Regions from separate parts of the Homo sapiens genome. Here region 1 is linked to region 2. A link is an interaction called in ENCODE POLR2A ChIA-PET data of the cell type or tissue named here. Cell type or tissue: MCF 10A. All regions are shown on one strand. Links, peaks and the distances in the headings refer to the core of each region. The heading gives the core; the rest is flanking DNA.

The links. Peaks named below come from ENCODE experiments on the same cell type or tissue, not always from the same donor. Only the 100,000 strongest peaks of a DNase experiment are listed, where the experiment ranks them.
Region 1: POLR2A ChIA-PET joins it to region 2 with 5 read pairs; 1 of 35 experiments calls an interaction of 5 or more read pairs at or near these places.

What each region holds. Positions count from the first base shown.
Region 1 is chr20:37,288,715-37,299,941 of GRCh38, forward strand. MANBAL (mannosidase beta like) reads left to right here and starts at 941. Exons shown (of 3, transcript NM_001003897.2): 1 at 941-972. RefSeq lists enhancers at 729-838, 911-1,815, 3,044-3,153. In MCF 10A, for the core only: no CTCF peak of the experiment used is centred there; DNase peaks (open chromatin) are centred at 6,447 and 7,067.
Region 2 is chr20:38,270,139-38,281,365 of GRCh38, forward strand. The region is part of intron 1 of LOC149684 (a long non-coding RNA gene); the gene reads left to right. Among named protein-coding and RNA genes, the nearest start is that of KIAA1755, 15 kb to the left of the region's middle. RefSeq lists a silencer at 10,020-10,129. In MCF 10A, for the core only: no CTCF peak of the experiment used is centred there; a DNase peak (open chromatin) is centred at 5,893.

The sequences.
Region 1 (11,227 bases), core at 3,357-8,356, 980 kb before region 2:
CATAGAGTACGCGCTCAGTGAATGCTTTTTGAATGAATTATAATGATTTGCTTCTGTCTGAATTACAAGAGGTGTTTCTGTTTGTCTCCTCTCTGCATTGTAGGCTCCTAGCTCAGGACCTGGCATAAAATTAAGGAAATGAACGTGAGAAACACTTTTGAAATAGTGACAACACATCCAGATGAACATTTTGCAGGACAGCTACACACCCGTTTTAGCTCACCAGCTACCAGTTGTGACTGTGCTCTGCTCTGGGAGATGGCTTAGCTTTGCATAGGACAAAATTCTAATCTAGTTTCGCGCAGTTCTTACGAATTTGTTACAATGAGACGGGCCAAGCTATACAGCCCATTGCGATGAATAAGTAACTTTTTTTTTTTTTTTTTTTTTTTTTTGAGGAAGAGTCTCATTCTGTCGCCCAGGCTGGAGTGCAGTGGCGCGATCTCGGCTCACTGCAACTTCTGCCTCCCGGGATTCAAGAGATTCTCTTGCCTCAGCCTCCCAAGCAGCTGGGATTACAGGCGCCCGCCACCACGCCCGGCTAATTTTTGTATTTTTGGTAGAGACGGGGTTTCACCATGTTGACCAGGCTGGTCTCGAACTCCTGACCTCAAGTGATCCGTCCGCCTCGGCCTCCCAAAGTGCTGGGATTACAGGCGTGAGCCACCGTGCCCAGCCCCGAGAAGTAATTTCTTTTGTTTTCTTTTTAATTAAACAAAAATGTTGCTGAAACGAGCTGAGTGATATAGGAGCTTAAAGAATTGACAAGCTCTAGATTTCATTTCCCCAAACCTCTTTGTCCAGCTCGAACCCACAGAACAGGGACAAAAGTCGACAAAACCCAGCGGTGCCTCACCCAGAAACCTGGCAACGCGGGCGGAACAGAGCCGGTTGGTTGCTCAGTGCGCGTCACTTCCGGGACTCAGGGTCGCAGGGAACTACTTCCGGGGGAGCGGCGCGGCGGCGCGGGAGGTGAGTGCCGCAGCTTTGCGGTGGGGTGGGAACCGAGAGAGAGCCGTCCTCGGTGCGGTGGCCTGGCTTTCCCGGCCGGCCTGTCTCCAGCGGCGCCGCTTGGTGGGCCCGGCTGTCGCTCCGCTCAGGGCCTGAATACGTTCCCTCGGCGGTTGTTCGAAAGTTACTTCCGGAGGGGAATTTGAGCCCCCCGGGAGGCGGAGGGCCTCGCCTGGGGCAGCCCTGCGCTTTCGTGCGGAGGCTGGGCCAGAACCCAGGGCTCCTCATGGCCTGGTCCGGGCCTTTCCTCCCACGGGTGGAGCAGTAGGAGAACCCTGAGCTCCAGAGTGAATCTGGCCAGGGTTCGAATCCGTATGGCTCTCTTACCGTGGGCAAGTCACGGTTCCTCTCTGGCCCTCAGTTTCGTCTTCTAAAATGGACATACACGCTTGTACTGCGGGGTAAACCGAGGTGGTGAATGTAAAGCCCTTAGTAGGTGCACAGTCCATGTTTGTTGTACGAATTCTAAGAGAAGCGAGAAATGAATATGAGAAACATTTTTAAAATGGTGACAACACATTTAGATTAATAATTATATTTTGCAGGGCATCTGCACACCAGTTTCAGCCCACCGGCTACCAGTGTGACTTTGCCCAGAGAGGTGGCTTAGCTTTGCATTCTAATCTAGTTTTGCGTGGTTCTTAGGAATTTGTTTTAATGGGACGGGCCAGGCTGTACAACCCATTGCCATAAAGCGGTAACTTCTTTTTCTTTCCTTTTTTTTTTTTTAAAGCCATTCTATTTATTTATTTAGAGACGGAGTCTCTCTCTCGTCCACGCTGAAGGGCAGTGGCGGGATCTTGGCTCACTGCAACCTCCGCTTCTTGGGTTCAAGCGATTCTCCTGCCTCAGCTTTCCGAATAGCTGGGATTACAGACGTGTGCCACCACGCCCGGCTAATTTTTGTATCTTTAGTAAAGACAGGGTTTCACCATGTTGGCCAGGCTGGTCTCAAACTCCCGACCTCAGGTGATCCACCCGCCTCGGCCTCCCAGAGTGTTGGGATTATAGGCGGGAGCCACCACACCCGGCTTTTTTTTCTTTTTAATTAAAAAAAAGTTGAAATAGAGATGGAGTCTCACTATGTTTTCCTGCCTGGTCTTGAACTCCTGGAGGCAAGATATCCTTCCTCCTGGACCTCCCAAAGTGTTTGGGATTACTGGCAAGAGCCACTGTGCCTGGCCTAAAACAGTAACTTCTGACACTGGTTTCTATTCCCCAGTCTGTTTTCAGCTGAATTTTCACAATAGAATTTAAAGTTACTTCATTAGAAGCCAAGAATGGCCTACCAGCACAGTACACAACATTGGGAGATGAAGGCCTGTGGCAGTCGTGAAATCTGAGTTTTTCAGTCTTAAGAGAAGATTTAGTATTTGCTAAGTCTTGAGAGCTATACTTGTCTCAGTGGTTTTTTATTTATTTGTTTTGAAATGTTGACCCATTCTTTTTTTCCCCAATAACCTTTTTGTTTTAGAATAATTTTAGATTTACAAAGTTATCGCAAAGATACTTCAGTGAGTGCCCATATAGCCCACGTTTCCCCTATTACTAATATCTGAAATGTCACAATTACTGAACCAATATTGATACATTATTATTAACTCTAATCTGTACTTTATTCACATTTCCTTAGTTTTTCCCTAATGTCCTTTTTCTGTCCTGGTATTATCCAGGGCACCCTATTACATTTAGTCATCATATCTCTTTAGGCTCATCATCTCTGTGATCGTTTCTCAGACTTCCCTTGTTTTAGATGAACTTGAGGGTTTTGAAGATAGTACTGACTGGTCAGATATTTTGCAGAAGGACCTTTAATTAGGATTTGCCTGTTTTTGACATGAGTAAGATCAGGGTAATGGGTTTTTGGGGAGGAGGACCACTGATAGGGTTCGGCTGTGTCCCCACCCAAATCTCATCTTGAATTGTAGCTCCCATAATCCCCCCATGTTGTGGGAGGGTCCTGGTGGGAGACAATTGAATCATGGGGGTGGGTCTTTCCCATGCTATTCTCCTGATAGTGAATAAGTCTCAGGAGATCTGATGGTTTTATAAAGGGCAGTTCCCCTGCACACACTCTCTTGCCTGCTGTCACATAAGACATGCCCTTGCCTCCCCTTTGCCTTTTGCCGTGATTGTGAGGCCTACCCACCCATGTGGAACCGTGAGTCCGTTAAACCTCTTTTTCTTTATTAATTACCCAGTCTCGGGTATTTCTTCAAAGTGGTATGAAAATGGACTAATCCAACCACAGAAGTAAAGTGCTATTCTCATCACATCATATCAAGGGTACATACTATCGATATGAGTTATCATTGTTGACATCTGTTAGCTTGAGCCACCTGGCTTGAGGTAGTAGTCAGGCTTTTCCAGTGTAGAGTTACTTTTCCTCCTGCACTTTCCGCACTGTACTTTTGGAGAAAGTCATTATGTACAGCACACATTTAAGGAGTGTGGAATTATGCCCCATGCTTAAAGGCAGAGTATATAATGCAAATTATTTGGAGTTCTCTGTGGGAAATTTGTCTGTTCCCCTATTTTTTGCTTACAGAGTCATATATTTGTATCGGTGTGAACTCATGGATTTGTTTTGTTTTGAGACAGGGTCTCCCGCTGTCGCCCAGGCTGGAGTGCAGTGGTGCAGTCTTGGCTCACTGCAACCTCCACCTCCCGGGTTTAAGTGATTCTCCTGCCTCAGCCTCCTGAGTAGCTGGGATTACAGGCACCTACCACCATGGCTGGCTAATTTTTGTATTTTTAGTAGAGAGAGTTTCACCATGTTGGCCAGGCTGGTCTTGAACTCTTGACCTCAGGTGATCCACCTGCCTTGGCCTCCTGATTACAGGAATCCCCTCTCCTGGGATTACAGGCGTGAGCCACCATGCCGGGCCTGAACTCATGGATGTTTATTTTATACTTTGGACCAGAATCCAGTACTACTTTATTTTGTTGCTGAAATTGTTCCTCCATTGGCCATTGGGAGCTCTTCCACTTGGCTCCTGTATCCCTTTGACATATCCCCCTCTATATGTTTTGCTTTGTTTTGTTTTGTTGAGCACTTTCTTTCTATTCCAGACTCATCTGGTATGTTTCTGCCCCAGTCCTAGAATTAGCCATTTCCCAAGGAGCCCTGGCTCCTTTTATTGGAGAATGGCCCAGAAAACAAGATCTGGGCTCTAGGTATGCTCAGTGCTTCTCAGTGTCCTTGCTTCTAGGCCTTCGCAGTGGACAGAGTAAGAGACATACGTATATATGCACAGATCTAGAAGTATTTCCATATATAACCACCTGTATCTACGTTCAGCTAAACATAACTGATGTCCAACTCTTATCCATGACTGCATGGATTGTTCTAGCTTGGCAGTCCCCAACCTTTTTGGCACCAGGGACCGGTTTCATGGAAGACAATTTTTCCACAGACCTGGGGGTGGGGATGGTTTTGGGATGATTCAAGTGCATTACATTTATTGTGCACTTTATTTCTGTTACTATTACATTGTAATATATAATGGAATGATCATACAACTCACCATAATGTAGAATCAGTGGGAGCCCTGAGCTTGTTTTCCTACAACTAGACAGTCCCGTCTGGGGGTGATGGGAGACAGTGACAGATCATCAGGCATTAGATTCTCATAAGGAGCACACAGCCTAGATCCCTCACATGCACAGTTCACAATAGGGTTCGTGTTTCTATGAGAATCTAATGCAGCCGCTGATCTGATAGGAGGTGGAACTCAGACGGTAATGTGAGTGATGGGGAGCGGCTGTAAATATAAAAGAAACTTCGCTTGCTCACCTGCTGCTCACCTCCTGCTGTGCGGCCTGGTTCCTAACAGGCCATGGACTGGTACTGGTCTGTGGCCTGGGGGTTGGGGACCTGTGTTCTAGCTTCCTTCTCTTGCTTGTCTGTAACCTCCCACTCCACCTGTGACAAACCCGACTCCCACCATTCACCATACATTTACTTAATTGTTCCATTTAGCATACATGTATGGTGGTTTTAGAATTGCTCCCCCGATCCCCTGTGGGAAACAACTTATCAGCTAGAGTACAGTGTGTACGTGCAGTTCCTTTTGCCTTCAGTCTTACAGGCTCCACTCGTTTTCAAAGTTACTTAGGTCAGCACCCTATTCCCCCACTACCCTTTCAGTGAAGTTGTTTAATACATTTGGATTCAGAATGTCACATTCTGCATTCCATCCTGGAACACCCTGACTTCATGCGTGTGTATGTTGGTGTGTTTTAAAAACTGGGTCTCACTATGTTGCCCAAGCTGGTCGCAAACTGCCGGGCTCAAGCAATCCTCCTGCCTTGGCCTCTCACAGTTCTGGGATTATGGGTGTGAGCCACTGTGATGGCCTTCCTATGTCTTTTTAAAAATATTTGCATACATTAAACTTTACTCTTTGTGCTGTCAAGATTTTTGGGTTTTGACAAATGCTTAATATTTTGTATTCCTAATTATAGTGTCATACAGGATAGTTTCCCCTTCTTCAGGGATTATTTTTAACTTCTTTCAGATTTCACCTCAGCATTCCTGTTGGCCTTCACCAAAATATATCTGTAAGCTGAGAATTTACCACCTCCACAGCTACCACCCTGGTGCAAATGTGTCTTTTGACTGTTAAAGTAGCCTCTTCACTGGTCTCCTTGCTTTCAGTCTTGTCCCCTACAGTCTGTTGTCAACAAAGCAGCCAGAGGGATCATTTTGAAATGAGTGAGACCATGTGATTTCTTTGCTAAGAACCTTCCAGTAGTTCCCTTTTCACTCAGAGACTGGCCAGAGTCCTCATAATGGCCTGCAGCTTGCTTACTTGACTGTTCTTGATCATGATGCTTATTCCTGCCTCAGGGACTTGGCCCTTGCCGTCCCTCCATCCTGGGATACTCTGGCAGATGTTTAAATGACTTCTTCCTTTGCTTTCTTCTTTCCTCTGTTGAAATGTCACCTTTGCAGAGAGGCCCTTCCCCGACCACCTCATATTAAATAGTACTATCCTCTTCTTCCTTCCTGTATGTATTGTAATACTCACCCCTGACATTGCATGTGTATGTGTGTATGTGAGTACTTCTAACTGAATGGAAACTCCGTGGCAGGGATTAGACCAGTGCCTGGCACATAGTAGATTCACAATAAATATTTGTCCAATGAATTAATGTCTTACGTCACCAGTGTCTGGCATTCAGGGGTGAACTTCGCAGTGTCCAGTAACCTCATGAAATTATTTGCCACGTTCAGTAATAATTAATTATGCACCTTTTGTTAAATTCTGATGGGGTATGAAAGTCCCCTGGTGTATAAAAACCTCTACCTGTAAGCAAGTCTGGAGCAGGACAGGGCTAGAGACCAGGATAGCAGCTCTGCCCTGACTCATCAGGAGAGTCTAGGGAAACCTCGTGGCCTCTCAGCTCCTCCTTGTCGTTAAATGATGACTCTGTTGGTTGAGGCATCTGCTCTTGCTTTCGAGGTGGGAAACAGAGGCATAGGCTTAGTCATTTACCAAATATTTATGAGTCAGGACCTGGAATAAACTCAAGATGTACCCAAGATCCTTGCTGTTCAAGAGATTACAATGGATCAAATAGAAAACAGTAGATTCCAGTGTAATATTTCTCAAACAATAAGAAATAACATTCTAAAATTTGATCCAGCACATGCATGCTCAGATGTAGATGGATGTTGAAAAAGCTTCAGGATATAATACCGGCCCTTAATGTGATACTCTTTGATATTTTCTATTGTTATTTACCTACTTAAATAAAGTGCTGGCTAATAAAAAATGCTGGTTGCAGCCCCCTAAATGGTTTTCCTGGCTCACTAATGGGCCACAGCCTGCAGTTTGAAAACGATTGACATACTGGGTAAGCGCCCTGACTCTGGGGAAGCCAGCCCCTTTGAATCTTGCCTTTGCCACTTATCAGCCAGGTTATCCCTGGGTAGGTCATATAACCTCTCCAAGCCTTGGTTTCCTCATCCTCATTAGTAATACCACCTCCCAGTGTGGTGGTGAAGTATGCGAGTTGCTGCCTGTAAAGTGCTGTTCGCAACACCTGGCCGTTCATTTGCCGACTGCTGCTGCTGCTGGAACAATGGCCAGGGAACAAAACCTGTCACAGCCAGTCGAAGGGGTGTCTCCTAGTTGAGATCTGCAGGATGAATAGGACTTGTTTGACTTTGGTCATCAGGAAAGGAAAGCCCAGAAATACTGGCAGGAGGGCTGGGAAGTAAAGCACAGAGGTGCAGAGAGAACTAGATGAGAGCCGTACGGCGCACAGTGTGTGTAGAGCAGTTTATGTTTCCAGAACCTTTTCACAACCACCCTCCTGTTACACCTGTGCTGTCCAGTAGGGAACCTTTGGCCACATGTGGCTTTTTATTGTTAATTAGTTAAATAAAATGAAAAATTCAGTTTCTCTGTAACATTTAAGTTTTCAACAGCCACATGTGGCTGGTGGCTACCATTTGGAGAACACAAATACAGAACATTTCCATCACTGCAGAAAGCTTTATTGGACAGTATGACATTATACCCTAACAAAAGTCTTGTGAAGGAAGTAGGTAGGGCATAGATTTTTCTTAGATACTTTATTGTTTCATAACATTCCAAAAAATTAAAACTCATGACTTATTCACCTTAACAGCAACTATTTATGTTTCTGTAGCATCTTTTGATCTTTAGCCCATGAAATCAGCTTATAGATGGTTCCAATCATAGTGTTTATACAATTGCTTATTTTTTTCAATTACTGTTACTTTGCAAAGACTTTCCACTGACCTGATACACAATGTTTATATTTGCCGGGTTAGTGAAGAGGGATTATGCCATGATGTACCATCACTGGGTTAACTGCTTCCTGATTGTTGGACGCCTGGGTTGCTTCCTGTTTTTCAGTATTATGAATAGTGCTGCCATGAACTTTTTTGTACCTGAAGGCTTTTTCTTCTTTTGAATTGTTTCCTTACTATAAATTCTAGGAAGTAAGTTATTCAGTCAAAGGATATAATCACTTTTATGGCTCTTGTTATATTTTGTCTAATTGCCATTTTTTAAAAAAAGGCCTAAATGTATTATAGGTATCATTGTTGCTTGGCTCATGAGAACATCCCGTCTCCAGAGGTCAAGAGATTATTAGCCCAAAGTGTAGCTACTTGCAGATAGAGCAGGGGCTTTTGTCCTCTGCTTCCCAACTCTTGCCCTATCTTTCTATTGTACCACTCCAAATATTTCTTATCACAATGTTGCTGTTAGTAGTAACACTAGTAAATCTGAGTATTTATAAGCTCATAAAGCTTGTTACAGCCTTAAGCAAAAAGCTTGGGGCCAAGGGCGTTTTAAAAAATGCACACTTTATGAGGTGCAACTGCGGAGAAATGAGGACGCGTTCTTAAGCTTTGGTATTCACATGGTGGTGGTGCTGGTAGAGGCTGTTACATTTCTTCCAGTGAAGCTGTTCTTGCAGCCGCCTTGGAATTCACTTCAGGGCCAGTTTATGAGCCACCCCAAGTAATCTGCTTGGAGTCTGAGCATCATACCTTGTATTTGACCAAAAATGGTATTCCTGAGCTCAGTGCCACCTGATTCACTGCACTTGGAACCAGATGATGTTGGGCTCTTTCCAGAAGTCAAATCCTTCCTGGGAGGATGAAGATCTGCCAGCTCTGAGGATTCTGGCTGGGAAGAAAAAGAGCCTCAAGCTTTGAAGGCCATTCCCATGGTAGACAGAGCTGATGTGAAAAGTGGCCATCCTGTTGCCCCAGGCACATGACCTTCTGAAGTGACCAGGCTGAAAGGGAAGCAATACTCGTGTGTAAGTCCGGCTCTGTTTACTTACGAAGGTTGTTTTTATTATTCTTCGGTTACTTCATGTTGGAAACATGGTGCAAAGCAGTGAAGCAGCAGAGCCAAGGTGGCGGCAGGCCTTTTTTTTTTTTTGAGATGGAGTTTCACTCTTGTTGCCCAGGCTGGAGTGCAGTGGCGTGATCTCGGCCCACTGCAACCTCCGTCTCCCGAGTTCAAGCGATTCTCTTGCCTCAGCCTCCCAAGTAGCTGGGATTACAGGCACCTGCCACCATGTCCGGCTAATTTTTTTGTATTTTTATTAGAGACGGGGTTTCTCCATGTTGGTCAGGCTGGTCTCAAACTCCTGACCTCAGGTGATCTGCCCACCTCAGCCTCCCAAAGTGCTGGGATTACAGGCGTGAGCCACTGCGCCCTGTGAGGCAGGTCTTTAGGATTGTCTCTACCCCAGGGCTTCCCCACAGAAATATAATACAGACTATGTATAATTTTACATTTTCCAGTAGCCACATTTAAAAAGCAAAAAGGGATGATGCCTGTAATCTCAACACTTTGGGAGGCTGAGGCAGGAGGATCACTTGAGCATAAGAGTTTGAGGCTACAGTGAGTTATGTTTGTGCCATTGTACTCCAGCCTGGGTGACAGAGTGAGACCCTGTCTCTAAATAAATAAATAAATAAATGGGTAAAAAGAAACAGATTTTTAAAAAATTGTGACAAAATATATGTAACAAATTTACCATTTTAACCATTGTTAAGTTTACAATTCAGTGGTATTTGCAGTGTTGTATAACCGTCATCACTGTCTATTTCTAGAACTTTTTCATCTTTGCAAACTGAAACTCTGTACCCAGTAAACAATATCTCCCCATTTCCCTTCCCTCCAGCCCTTGGTAACCTCAATTCTACTTTCTGTCTCTGAATTTGCCTATTCCAGGTACCTCATATAAGGGGACTCATACAATATTTGTCCTTTTGTGTCTAGCTTATTTCATATATATTTATTCAAAGCTCATAATGTTTTCAAGGTTCATTCATGTTGTAGCATGTATCAGAATTTCATTTCCTTTATGGCTGAGTAATACTCCATTGTATGTATATACTACGTTTTGCTTATCCATTCATCTGTTTATGGACTCTTAGTTGTTTCCATCTTTTGGCTATTGTGAATAATGCTGCTATGAACATTAGTATCTTGAGTCCTTGCTTTCAATTCAATTTTTTTTTTTTTTTAAACAGGATCTCTCACCCCGTCACTCAGGGTGGCGCAATCACGACTCATTGGCTCACTGCAGCCTAGACCTCCCAGCTGGAGCAATTCTCCTGCCTCAGCCTTCTGAGTAGCTGGGACTACAGGTGTGTACCACCATGTCCGGCTAATTTTTAAATTTTTTATAGCAACAGGGTCCCACTCTGTTGCCCAGGCTGGTTTCAAACTCCTGGGTTCAAGTGATGCTTCTGCCTTGGCCTGTCAAAGTGTTGGGCTTACACTTTGGGCGTAACCCACCATGCCCAGCCAATTATTTTTTACGTGTATTTTTTGGTGGCAGGGTGGGGTGGGGGCAGGGTCGGGTGGGGGCAGGGTCTCGCTCTGTCACCCAGGCTGGAGTGCAGTGGCGTGATCGTGGCTCACTGCCTTAAGCTCCTGGGCTCAAGTGATCCTCCCACCTCAGCCTCTCGAGTAGCTGGGAATACAGGAGTGAGCCACCACTCCTGCCTAATTTATTATTTTTTTTGTAGAGATGGGGTCTCGCTGTGTTGTCCAGGCTGGTCTCAAACTCCTGAGCTCAAGTGATCTGCCCACCGTGGCCTCCCAAAGTGCTGAGATTATAGGCGTGAGCCACTGCAATCGTTTCAGCATGTAATCAATATGAAAACATTATGAATGAGATAGATTACATTCTTATTTTCATACTAGGTCTTTGAAAATGGGTGTGTAATTAGCATCTCAATTCAAACTAGCTGCGTTTCAAGTCTTAATAGTCATGTGTGGCTCATGGCCACCATATTGGATAGCTCAGACTTAGCAAAATATTGCATTGTGGCACAGATCTCTGGAAACACAAAGGGTTTTAGATTCAAGTGGGCCTGGTTCCAAAGTAAATTTGCCCCTTTATCATTGGGATGGGCAGAAGAAAGCCACTGATGGGTGCTGTGGTAAAGGGGGAGCAGTTCAGTCATGCCAGGGGAAGAGGAGGGTGACAGGAGAGGCATGTTGGGGAGATGACACTTGAGCTCAGCCTTAGAGGCAGAGTGGGGGCTTTGTCAAGCAGTCACAGTGGGAAAGGACATTCTTTGCAGAGTATGCAGCTTGGGCAGAGGCCCAGGATTTTGAAAGAGCCCAGTGCTCTTGGAGAACCACAGCAGTTCTTTCAGCTTGACTAGGATATTAGGAGTGGGGGCCCTGCTGAGAGGAGA
Region 2 (11,227 bases), core at 3,417-8,416:
ACGTCTCACTAGGGATGGAGGTCATAAGATGCATTTATTGAGTGTCCACTCTGTGCCAGAGACAGCGTGCTGGATGCTGGCCATATCAGGGTGAACATGACAGACAGTCCCTGCCTTCATGTAGCTCACAGTCTAGAAGAGAGTCAGATCTTAATAATGAGTGCCTTATACAAATGGTGGTAAGGTCTTAAAGGGGAAAAAAGAGCACAAATCAATGGAACCCACTGGAGGTCCAGGAGGGTGGCCCTGAGGGCTTAAGCTGGGATTCAAAGAGAAAACATAAGAAGTCAGGGAAGGCTGGGCTCGGTGGGTCACACCTGTAATCCCAGCTCTTTGGGAGGCTGAGGCAGGCAAATCACGAGGTCAGGAGATCGAGACCATCCTGGCCAACATGATGAAACCCCGTCTCTACTAAAAATACAAAAATTAGCTGGGTGTGGTGGCGCATGCCTGTAATCCCGGCTACTTGGGAAGCTGAGGCAGGAGAATCGCTTGAACCAGGGAGTCGGAGGTTGCAGTGAGCCGAGATTGCGCTGCAGCACTCCAGCCTGGTGACAGAGCAAGACTCCGTCTCAAAAAAACAGAAGAAGAAAAAGTCAGAGAAAAGCATTAAAGTCAGAGGGAACACCACATGCAAAAGGCCTGTGGCAGGAGAGCATGTTGGAGGCAGAAAAAAGCCAGAGAGTGATGGGGACAGGGACACAAGAGGAGGTGGGAGGCATGGGCAAGGCTCCGTAGACCAGAGAGTTTGAATTTTCTCCTTAGAGCCATGAAAACCCATGGGAAGGAATTCAGGAGGGAGTAATATTATCAGATTAGGTTTTTCTTGACCACCCCCCCGCCGGCTGACTCCCTTCAAAAGGTTCCTCCAGTGCCTGGGTGGAGGAGACCGTGGGAGGGGGCAGGGGCTACAGGGAGACCCACCAGCAAGGGGGCTGACATGGGGTGCTGGAGAAGAGTTGGGCTCCAAGGGTGGTGGAAGCCAAAAGCCAGGGCTCTGGGGGGACTTGGGGCTGGATACTCCAAGTCAGGGGACATAGAGGGCTGTGTAGCTCCCCCCAGCACATCCCTGAGCCTCTGGAGAAGTCCTTCATCTCTGGAGTTTCTCTTTCCCTTCCAGTCCAGCCCTTTCTTGTTATTGTAGGACAGACTCCATCGATGACTCATTCAGGACTTGGGTTTCTTGTTCCAGCAGTCTCCCTTCCCCTGATTACTTTGGGCTCCTCTGGGCCTGCAGGCCTCGCCCCTCATCATCTGGGGAGGCAGCCAAGAACCTTGCTGGCTGGGTGAGCTCTACGGAGGAAGGAGCCGGGACCCTCCTAGCTTCAGGCCCCACCCATGCTTTCCTGCCTCTGGTTTTGCTCTCCTCTTTCCCCCGCCAGGGGACCCCTGTTCTGCAAGTCCTGCTCCTCCTTCCAGGACCACCTCCCCTGGGAAGCCCTGCTAGGTGGCCCCGCACAATCTTCTCCACCCTGCTCAGTGGCACCTGTCTTTTTATTCAACCCCCAGGAGCCCACCTTCTGGTGAGTGAGGCAGGGGTGTATTGATGGAACTACAGACACAAATATGGTAGGAACCTAGAGGAGGGAACCAATAACACCCCCTAGAGATTGGGTCAGATGAGGTTTCCCAGAGAAAGGGACATTTACACCTGGGTTTTGAAGGAGGAATAGAAGTTCATCATGGGGAGAAAAATAAGAAGGCATTCCAAGCCAAAGAAACAGTGTGTGCAAGTTATTTCTGTAATGCATGAAAGGGGCCCAGTGCATGTAAATGTTTGTTGAATGAATCAATGTTTGGGGGAACATTGAGAAATTTGGTGTGGCTGCATCAGAGCTTGCAAACTGTCAGTGGATAGGCCAAATCAGGCAAAGAGAAGGTTAAAAAAAAAAGTGAAAATGGAATTAATTCTCAACATCTAAAAATTGGGAGGCTTCACAGACACTCCGGAGCTGGGCAGCATCCTCTGCCTTTAGGCGCATGCTATCCAGCTCACCAGAGTCCCCACCTGGCTCAGTTTACTCATTCATGCTACTCCTTGGGCCCTGTGGACATTTGAATTTGCACCCCTACCTACTTGTTATACTCCTCAAGGTTCTGGACTGTGAGCTACTCACAGGGCCAGGCACACAGCAGGTGCCTAATACATCTTTGTTGGCTAAGTGGATAGATGGTGTGATGATTTTAAAATATGTCCCCAAATTTCTTAACACTCTGGAGCCCCCTTCAGTGTGGGCTGAACTTAGAGACTCCCCTGTAGACAGCCAAATGTAGAAGAAGTAATAGCTTGTGATTTCAGAAACTAGGTCACAAAAGACACTGTGGCTTCTGCCTGGCTGTTTCTTGGATTGCTTGCTATGGGGAAAGCCAGCTGCCATTTTGTTAGGATACTCAAACAGCCCTGTGGAAACACCCAGGTGGCGAGGAACTGAGGCTTCTTCTTGCCAATGGCCGGCACCAACTTGCCAGCCATGTGAGTGAGTCACCTTGGAAGCAGCTTCTCCAGCCCAGTCTAGCCTTAGATGATTGCAGCCCAAGCTGACAGCTTGACTGCAACCTCATGAGAGACCCTGAGTTACAACCACCCAGTGAGGCTGCTTCCAAACACCTGATCTACAGAAACTGTGTGAAACAATAAATGTTTATTGTTGTCTCAGATGCTGAGTTATGAAATAATTTGTTATGTTACGCATCAATAGATAACTAATATGGATGGATGGCTGGGTATCTGGATGGCTGGATAGATTTATATAGAGCGCATTAGGTAATGGAGGAAGTCCCATTGGGAAAGAGGGTCAGAGCCTGGAGAGCCAGAAGAAGTTTGTAATCCCTGGTCATCTCTAAGCTTTAGGGAGGTTATTCAGGCAGCCAGAGGAGGAGAGAGTTAGTGAGTTTTGAAGCCAAGAGGTCATCAGAGGCTAGACCACTCATCCTGGGGAGACAGCCTGCCCTGTGTCTCCAAATCCAGCTTCCTCAAGCAGCAGTTCATACTAGTCCTTCCTACCCTGAGGTCCTGGCTCCATCATTCCTCGGCCCCAGCTGGCCCTCAGAATTGTGGAGGAGGTCAAGACTTCAGCATTTTTCAGAAGCCAAGTCATCCTCCTCACTCAGAGTCTTCTTTGTGTGGAGGAAGCAGTTTCTCGACTGGTGGGGGACTCAGGGCAGGGTCAGTAGCCTTCAGGAACCAGAGGAGGGTATTGAGAAGCTGGGACCCTCTGTGGAGACCCTGCTGGCCCCAAAGGCATGGTGGAGAGCCACAGCCACCAAACATCCATAGGATTAGGTCAGCCCTAAGATCCAGTATATTGGTATTGTTTGAAATGACCCAACACATGTCCTCGGGAAACATATGTACAATGGGCCTGGCACATATGAGAATTTTTTAAGTAAATCAAAACTGCACTGAAATGCCATTTTTCATCTATCACATTGGCAAAATTTCAAAAGCTTGACAATACCTGCTGGTGAGGCTTTGAGCAAATAGCTACTCTTATAAATTGTCAATAATGCCTGTTGGCAATAAAACTTCTAGGAAGGAATTTGTAATATAGAACAAAACAGGATATGCATTTACTCTTTGATCCAGGATATTTACTTCTAGGATTTATCCTAAAGATATAATTCCACAAATATGAAAAATGTGTATGCAAGGTTATTTATTGAGGAATTATTTATAATACAAAATGTTGAAAATACACAAATGCCCATCTGTAGAAAACTGGATGAATAAACTATGGTACCACATGAGAGAATGTTATGCAGCCATGAAGGCAAGAAGGAAGATCTCTGTAAACCTACAGGGAGTGATTTCCAGCATATATTGTTAAACAACAAAATAAGGTAAAAGCAAAATAAAGGACTACCTATACTATGCAAACTTTTAAGAAAATAAAAAAGAAAACATTTATTTATTTACATACATATTTAAATAATTATGCAAAAGAAACCCAGGAAGGATAAATCGGAAACTTATTGCAAATGGTTACTCATAAGAAGTTAGTGGGAATATCAATGGAGAAGAAAGAGATGGGAGTGAGATTCCTCTGAATATATTTGTACAGGATTTTTGACTTTTTAACCATGCAAATATTTTACATTCTCAAAAATAAAATTAAATAAAAAGATAAAAATGTAAACTGTAAACTTATAAACAAAGAGTAAAGAGATGAGCTTAACTAAATGTCAAATAATAATATAGCCACACAAAGAAAATAATTTAAGTAAGTGTAACCACAGGAGTCTAGGTATTTAGTGTTATAATTCTAAAACTACTATCTCTGTGTTGTATGATGGAAGAAATGAGTAAATGTGCTGATGTTTTGGGACTCAGCGTTCTCACTATGGGAAAAGGAAGTCAAAAATATGGAGTGGAGGAAGGATCTGTGGCTATGGCTATGAGTGTTAACTGGAGACATTGATATGAGCAGACCAGGGAAAAGCAACATACCTATAGCAATTAGCACACCCAGGGCCCAGATCTTGTCTCCTAAATGCCATCATTCCCTACTAAACAGAACTAGTGTCCTTAGAAAAATGGCTGATTCCAGGATTGGGCAGGGAAAGTGAATGGTGAACCTGAAGCATCTCATGTCAAAATGCAAGGAAACACTCAATGAATGATGAGGCCAAGTCTAAAGGAGCCAACTTAAAGGGGCTCCCACTAGCCAAAGTCCAGACAATTTGATTCTCAAGAGAAGAACGATGAGGTTTCTCACTGTTGGAGTGAGAGATTACCAACAAGCAAGGGACTAGAATGATCCATGTGGCAATGGATTTGACTTGGAGACAGTAGCTTCCCAATGCAGATAGGTAAGTTGATAGATAGTTGCATACAGAAATGTTTATAGGTATGTGTATATAAAGAAGTTCATATATACATATATTTTCTTGTTCTATCAGCTGAGAACACTTAGAAGCACTGACATTGCAGTAGCAACAAGCACACTTAACATCCAGGTTTTGGTGTCTAATTCCATTCTCCAGTAAAAGAAAACAGGGATCCCTGGAGAAATGGCTGATTCAGGCTGGACATGGTGGCTTATGCCTGTAATCCCAACACATCGGGAGTCTGAGGCAGGTGGATTGCTTGAGCCCAGGAGTTCAGGCCAGCCTGATCAACATGGCGAAACTCTGTCTCTACAAAAAATACAAAAATCAGTTGGGCGTGGTGGCATGTGCCTGTAGTCCCAGCTACTCAGGAAGATGACGTGGGAGGATGGCTTGAGTCTGGGAGGCAGAGGTTGCAGTGAGCTGAGATCACACCACTGCACTCCAGCCTGGGCAACAGAGCAAGATTCTGTCTTAGAGAGAGAAAGAGAGAGAGAGAGAGAGAGAGAGAGAGAGAAATGGGTGATTCAAGCAAGGACTGGGGTAGAAAATGTACAATGTACAAGATGAGCCTGGAGCATCATAAGAAAATGCCTTAAAAAAACAAAGAAATCCACAATGATGGAAGGATGTGAAAGGGACACAGAAAACAACTGAAAGAGCTTCTAATGACCAAAGCTGGATGGAACAACTTGAACAAGAAAATAAAGCATACACTGATATAAATAAATGAGTGCATAAATAAACAGTCACTTGTCCCTTATTGACAGGGATGCTTTCTGATAAATGCATTGTTACAGGGATATGTTCTGATAAATGCACTGTTAGGCAGTTTCGTCATTGTGTGAACGTCAGTGTACTTACACAAACCTAGGTGGTATAGCCAGCTACACATCTAGGCTATATGGTATAGCCTAGTGCTCCTAGGCTACAAACCTGTACACTGTGTTATTGTACTGAATACTGCAGGCAATTGTAACATAATGGTAAGTATTTGTGTATCTAAATATACAAAAGGAACCATTAACATACACTTACCATGAATGAAGCTTGCAAAACAGGAAGTTGCTCTGGGTGAGTCAGTGAGTGAGTCGTGAGTGAATGTGAAGGCCTAGGACATTACTGTACCCTACTGTAGACTTTATAAACATTGTACACTTAGATTACATGGAATTTATACAAATATTTTTCTTTTTCTTTTTTTTTTTGAGACAGAGTTTCGCTCTTGTCACCCAGGTTGGTGTGCAGTGGCACAACCTCGGCTCACTGCAACCTCCGTCTCCTGGGTTCAAGAGATTCTCCTGCCTCAGCCTCCCGAGTAGCTGGAATTACAAATGCCCGCCACCATGCCTGACTAATTTTTGTATTTTTAGTAGAGGTGAGGTGTCACCATGTTGGCCAGGCTTGTCTTGAACTCATGACCTCAGATGATCCACTCGCCTCGGCCTCCCAGAGTGTTGGGATTACAGGCGTGAGCCACCGTGCCAGGCCCTAAAAATATTTTTCTTTCTTTAATAATAAATTAAACTTAGCCGTAAATTTTTTTACTTTCTAAACTTTTTAATTTTTAAAACTTTTGACTCTTTTGTAATAGCAACTTAAAACACCAACACATTAAACCAGTGTACAAAAAATATTTTCTTTCTTTATATCTTTATTCCATAAGCTTTTTTCTATTTTTAAATTTGTTTTAATTTTTAAACATTTTTGTTAAAAACTAAAATGGAAGGCCAGATGCAGTGGCTGGTGCCTATAATCCCAGCACTTTGGGAGGCAGAGGCAGGAGGATAGTTTGAGGGCAGGAGGATAGTTTGAGGCCAGGAGTTCAAGACCAGCCTGGGTAACATAGCAAGACTATCTATTAAAAGAAAAATTAGCTGGGCATGGTGATGCATGCCTGTAGTCTCAGCTAATCTGGAGGCTGATATAGGAGGATGGCTTCAACCCAGGAAGTCAAGACTGCAGTGAGCTAGGATCCCTCCACTGCCTTCCAGCCTGGGCCACAGAGTGACACCTTGTTGCTAAAAATTAAAACAAAAAATAAAAATAACTAAACTGCAAACACAGGCCGGGTGCGGTGGCTCACACCTGTAATCCCAGCACTTTGGGAGGCCAAGGCTGGTGGATTACCTGAGGTCAGGAGTTCAAGACCAGCCTGGCCAACATGGGGAAACTCCATCTCTACTAAAAATACAAAAATTAGCCAGGTGTGGTGGCACAGGCCTGTAATCCCAGCTGCTTGGGAGGCTGAGGCAGGAGAGTCGCTTGAACCCAGGAGGCGAAGGTTGCAGTGAGCCGAGATTGTACCACTGCACTCCAGCCTGGGCGACAAGAGCAAAACTCCATGTCAAAAAAAAAAAAAATGCAAACACACATATTAGCCTAGGCCTACACTGGATCATGATCATCAGTACCACTACCTATCACCTCCACATCTTGTCCTACCGGAAGGTCTAGGCAATGGGAATTTCTCAGCTCCATTATAATCTTACGGGACCACCATCGTTGTTGACCGAAGTGTTATTATGCAGCACATGGCTGTAAGTGTGAGAGATTAGGCAAATTTCCTGTGCAGAAGAATTCCAAATAGTTTATGTAGATACTTCACCCCCAAGAAGACACAGCATAAATAAATAACTTCCACTCCTAAAGTGTGGACTGCACATAGTGACTTCCTTCCAAAAGTTACAGTATGGGAAAGAGGAGAAAGAGTAACTTTACCGTGGAGAAATCTGACAAATATGACCTCGGCCAGGTGATCAAGGCCAATATCAACAGTAATAAATTGTGTTAATGCTACATACTCTTGATATGCTGTGTAAGGATGGGGCGCTTCAGATACAGGCTGCCTTAGACATCTCTATTCTGCCCCCACCTGCCTTGCAAAGATGTCCTCAGGGAGAGAGTAACTGTCTTCTCCAGGGCCACACAGCATGCTGGGAGGGGCAAATACCTGACTGGCCTCTTCACAGCATCAACAGAGTTACCACACCTATTTCACAGAGAAGGTAAGGGGGACCCTGAGGGCTTGTACAATTTGCCCACATCCCCTTACAGTGGTCCAGCTGCAAAAAAAAAAAAAAATAGTAGAGGGGCTCCCCAAACCACACACACCCCAAATAGCCACAGCTTAGCTCAGCTTCCTCCCATCCCTGGATTCTCAGCACTGAGATGTCTCCCTCCCCGACATTCTAGCTTCCTCTCCCTCTTTTCCCACAGGGACGGCCCCTTTCCCTCTATGGCCCCACTTCAGAGCTCTGGGGCTACCCAAGGACACCCCAGGCCTCTTCCTTACGGTATGAACAAAACTGGGCAGATGCTATGGCGGTGGCGCCACGGAGGGGGCCGGGGTCATGTTGCGGCCTCACGCAACAGGCGGCTGGGAGCTTAAGTCATGGTGAAAGGGCTAAATTGTCCTGTGCAGCTGTGCTTGTTTTTCTTCCCCGTTTCAGTCCGCAGCCCTGATAGGGGAGGGGGTAAGCTGGAGGCGGTCACTTTTTTTCCTGCCTGTGTTCCCCCATCCCAGGGAGTCCTCCAAGACTGTCCTCCAGGAGCCTACACGTGCTGCTTTCACCTGGTTTCTTATAAAGCAGAGTCTCGGGTCTGCGGAGTGGGAATGGGTCTTCATGGATCTAGCTGTTGAAACATCAGAATGATCCATGGGGGTGCAATCCAGGCAGACATCTGCCTCCCCCAATAGGATTAGAACCCCAGGGGCTAGGAGCAGAATTGCAGTGTTAATAAACACAGATGGTTAGTTAGACCCAGCTTGACTATACAGATTGAGAAAAACTGGGGCCCAGAGAGGGACAGAGATTGCTCAGGGTCACTGAATAAGACCTATGGCTAAACCTAAGCTAACTCCATTCATTCATTCATTCATTCATTCATTCATTCATAAAAACATTCACTCAGCATTGACTACTTCCGGCCCTTTGCCAAGGGTTTAGCAGGGCGGGAGTTGGCTCACAAGATGCTCACAATAAGCAAGCATGTATACAACAAACATCCTTCAAAAGTGCAGTGACAAGTACTGCAATTGAGATGTCTGAGATACCACAGGAGCCCAGGAAGGGTACTTGACCAGGCAGAGGGGAAGTGGTCAGGGAGGGATGCCTAGGGGAGCTGATAACACAAGCAGAATCCTAAAGGAGCCATAGAATATATCTATGCAAATGGCCAGGCACTGTGGCTCATGCCTATAATCTCAGTACTTTGGGAGGCTGAGGCTGAAGGTTGTTTGGGAGGCCAGAAGTTTGAAACCAGCCTGAGGAAGGAGTTGGTTGAACTTGTTTGTTTGAGACCAGAGAAGCAAGACGTCATCTCTACAGAAAATACAAAATTAGCTGGGCATGGTGGTGTGCACCTAGCTACTTGGAAGGCTGAGGTGGGAGGATGGCTTGAGTCTAGGTGGTTGAGGCTTCAGTGAGCTATGATTGTGCCACTGCACTTCAGCCTGGGCAACAGAGTGAGACTCCATCTCTGGAAAATATGTGTACAAATAATTTTTTTAATTAAATGAAAATTTGAAAAACAAAGGAGGAAGGACCCTCCAGGCAGGAGGATCAGCATGAGCAGAGGTTTGGAGGTAAGAGCGGTGTGGGTGGGCAGCAAAAAGCAGTTCAGTGTTGCAGGAGCCCAGATTTGTGTGGCAGGAAGAGGCAAGAAGTTTATTGCACCTGCTGAGTGCTTACTATATGCAGGGCCCTATTCAGGCACTGGGTTTAGGCACCATGAGCAAATGTACACAAAGCCCCTGCCCTCATGGCTCTTCCATTCTAGGGGAAAGACAAGAAAAAAACCAAACCAATAAGCAAACCAAGGCATAATATTCATGAGGAGGTAAGTGCTGAGGGGGGAAATAATGCAGAGTAAGGGGCTCCTATTTCATGACAGGTAGCCAGAAAAGGCGTCTTGATGAACACATCCTTAGCGGAGACCTGAAGGAGGCAAGGTAGTGAGTGGCGAAGCATTTGGGTAAAGCATGTTCAAGGAGGAGGGAGCAGTGAGCACAAAGGTCCTGAGGCCTGAGCAAGGTGAGGCTGGAGAAGGTTGGCAGGAGCCAGTTCAAAAAAGGACCTTACATGACATGCTAAGAAGTCACTTTCCTCTTCTTCTAGTAAAGTATAAGAAGCCAGTGTTGGGGCTTTGTGTTAGTCCATTCTCACACTGCTATAAAAAAATCCCCAGCTGGGTGCAGTGACTCATGTCTGTAATCCTAGCACTTCGGGAGGCCAAGGCAGGCAGATCACTTGAGGTCAGAAGTTCAAGACAAGCCTGGCCAACGTGGCAAAACCCCATCTCTACTAAAAATACAAAAATTAGCCAGGCATCATGTCACAGGCCTGTAATCCCAGCTACTTGAGAGGCTGAGGCAGAAGAATCGCTTGAACCTGGAAGGAGGTTACAGTGAGCTGAGATCGTGCCACTGCACTCCAGCCTGGTGATAGAGCAAGACTCCATCTCAAAAAAAAAAAAAAGAAGAAGAAGAAGAAGTAGAAATACCTGAGACTGGTAATTTATACAAGAAAGAGGTTTATTAACTCATAGTTTTACATTGCTGGAGAGGACTCAGGAAATTTACAATCATGGTGGAAGGCAAAGGAGAAGCAGGCACCTTCTTTACAGGGTGACAGGATGAAGTGAGTGCCAAGCGAAGCGGGAAGAGCCCCCTTATAAAACCATCAGGCACACACTCACTATCACAAGAACAGCATGGGGGAAACTGCCTGCATGATCCAATTACCTCCACCTGGTCCTGCTCTTGAAATATGGGTATTATGGGGATTATAATTCAAGATGAAATTTTGGGTAGGGACACAGCCAAACCATATCATTCTACCCCTGGCCCCTTCCAAATTTTATATCCTCACATTTCAAAGCACAATCGTGTCTTCCCAACAGTCCCCCAAAGTCTTAATTCATTCCAGCATTAACCCAAAAGTCCAAGTCCAAAGTCTCATCTGAGACAAGGCAAGGCCCTTCTGCCTATGAGCCTGTAAAATCAAAACCAAGTTAGTTACTTCCTAGATACAATGGGGGTCCAGGCATTGGGCAAATACACCCATTCCAAATGGGAGAAATCGGCCAAAAAGAGGGGCTACAGGCCCCATACAAGTCTGAAATCCAATAGGGTAGTCATTAAACCTTAAAGTTTACTATGTAAACTTTAAGTAAACCAAAATGATCTCCTTTGACTCCATGTCTCACATCTAGGTCATACTGATGCAAGGGGTGGGCTTCCAAAGCCTTGGGCAGCTCTGCCCCTGTGGCTTCAGAAGGTACAGCCCCCTTCTCAGCTGCTTTAGTTGACTGTCATTGAGTGCCTGTGGCTTTTCCATGTGCATGGTGCAAGCTGTCAGTGGATCTACCATTCTAGGATCTGGAGGACAGTGGCCCT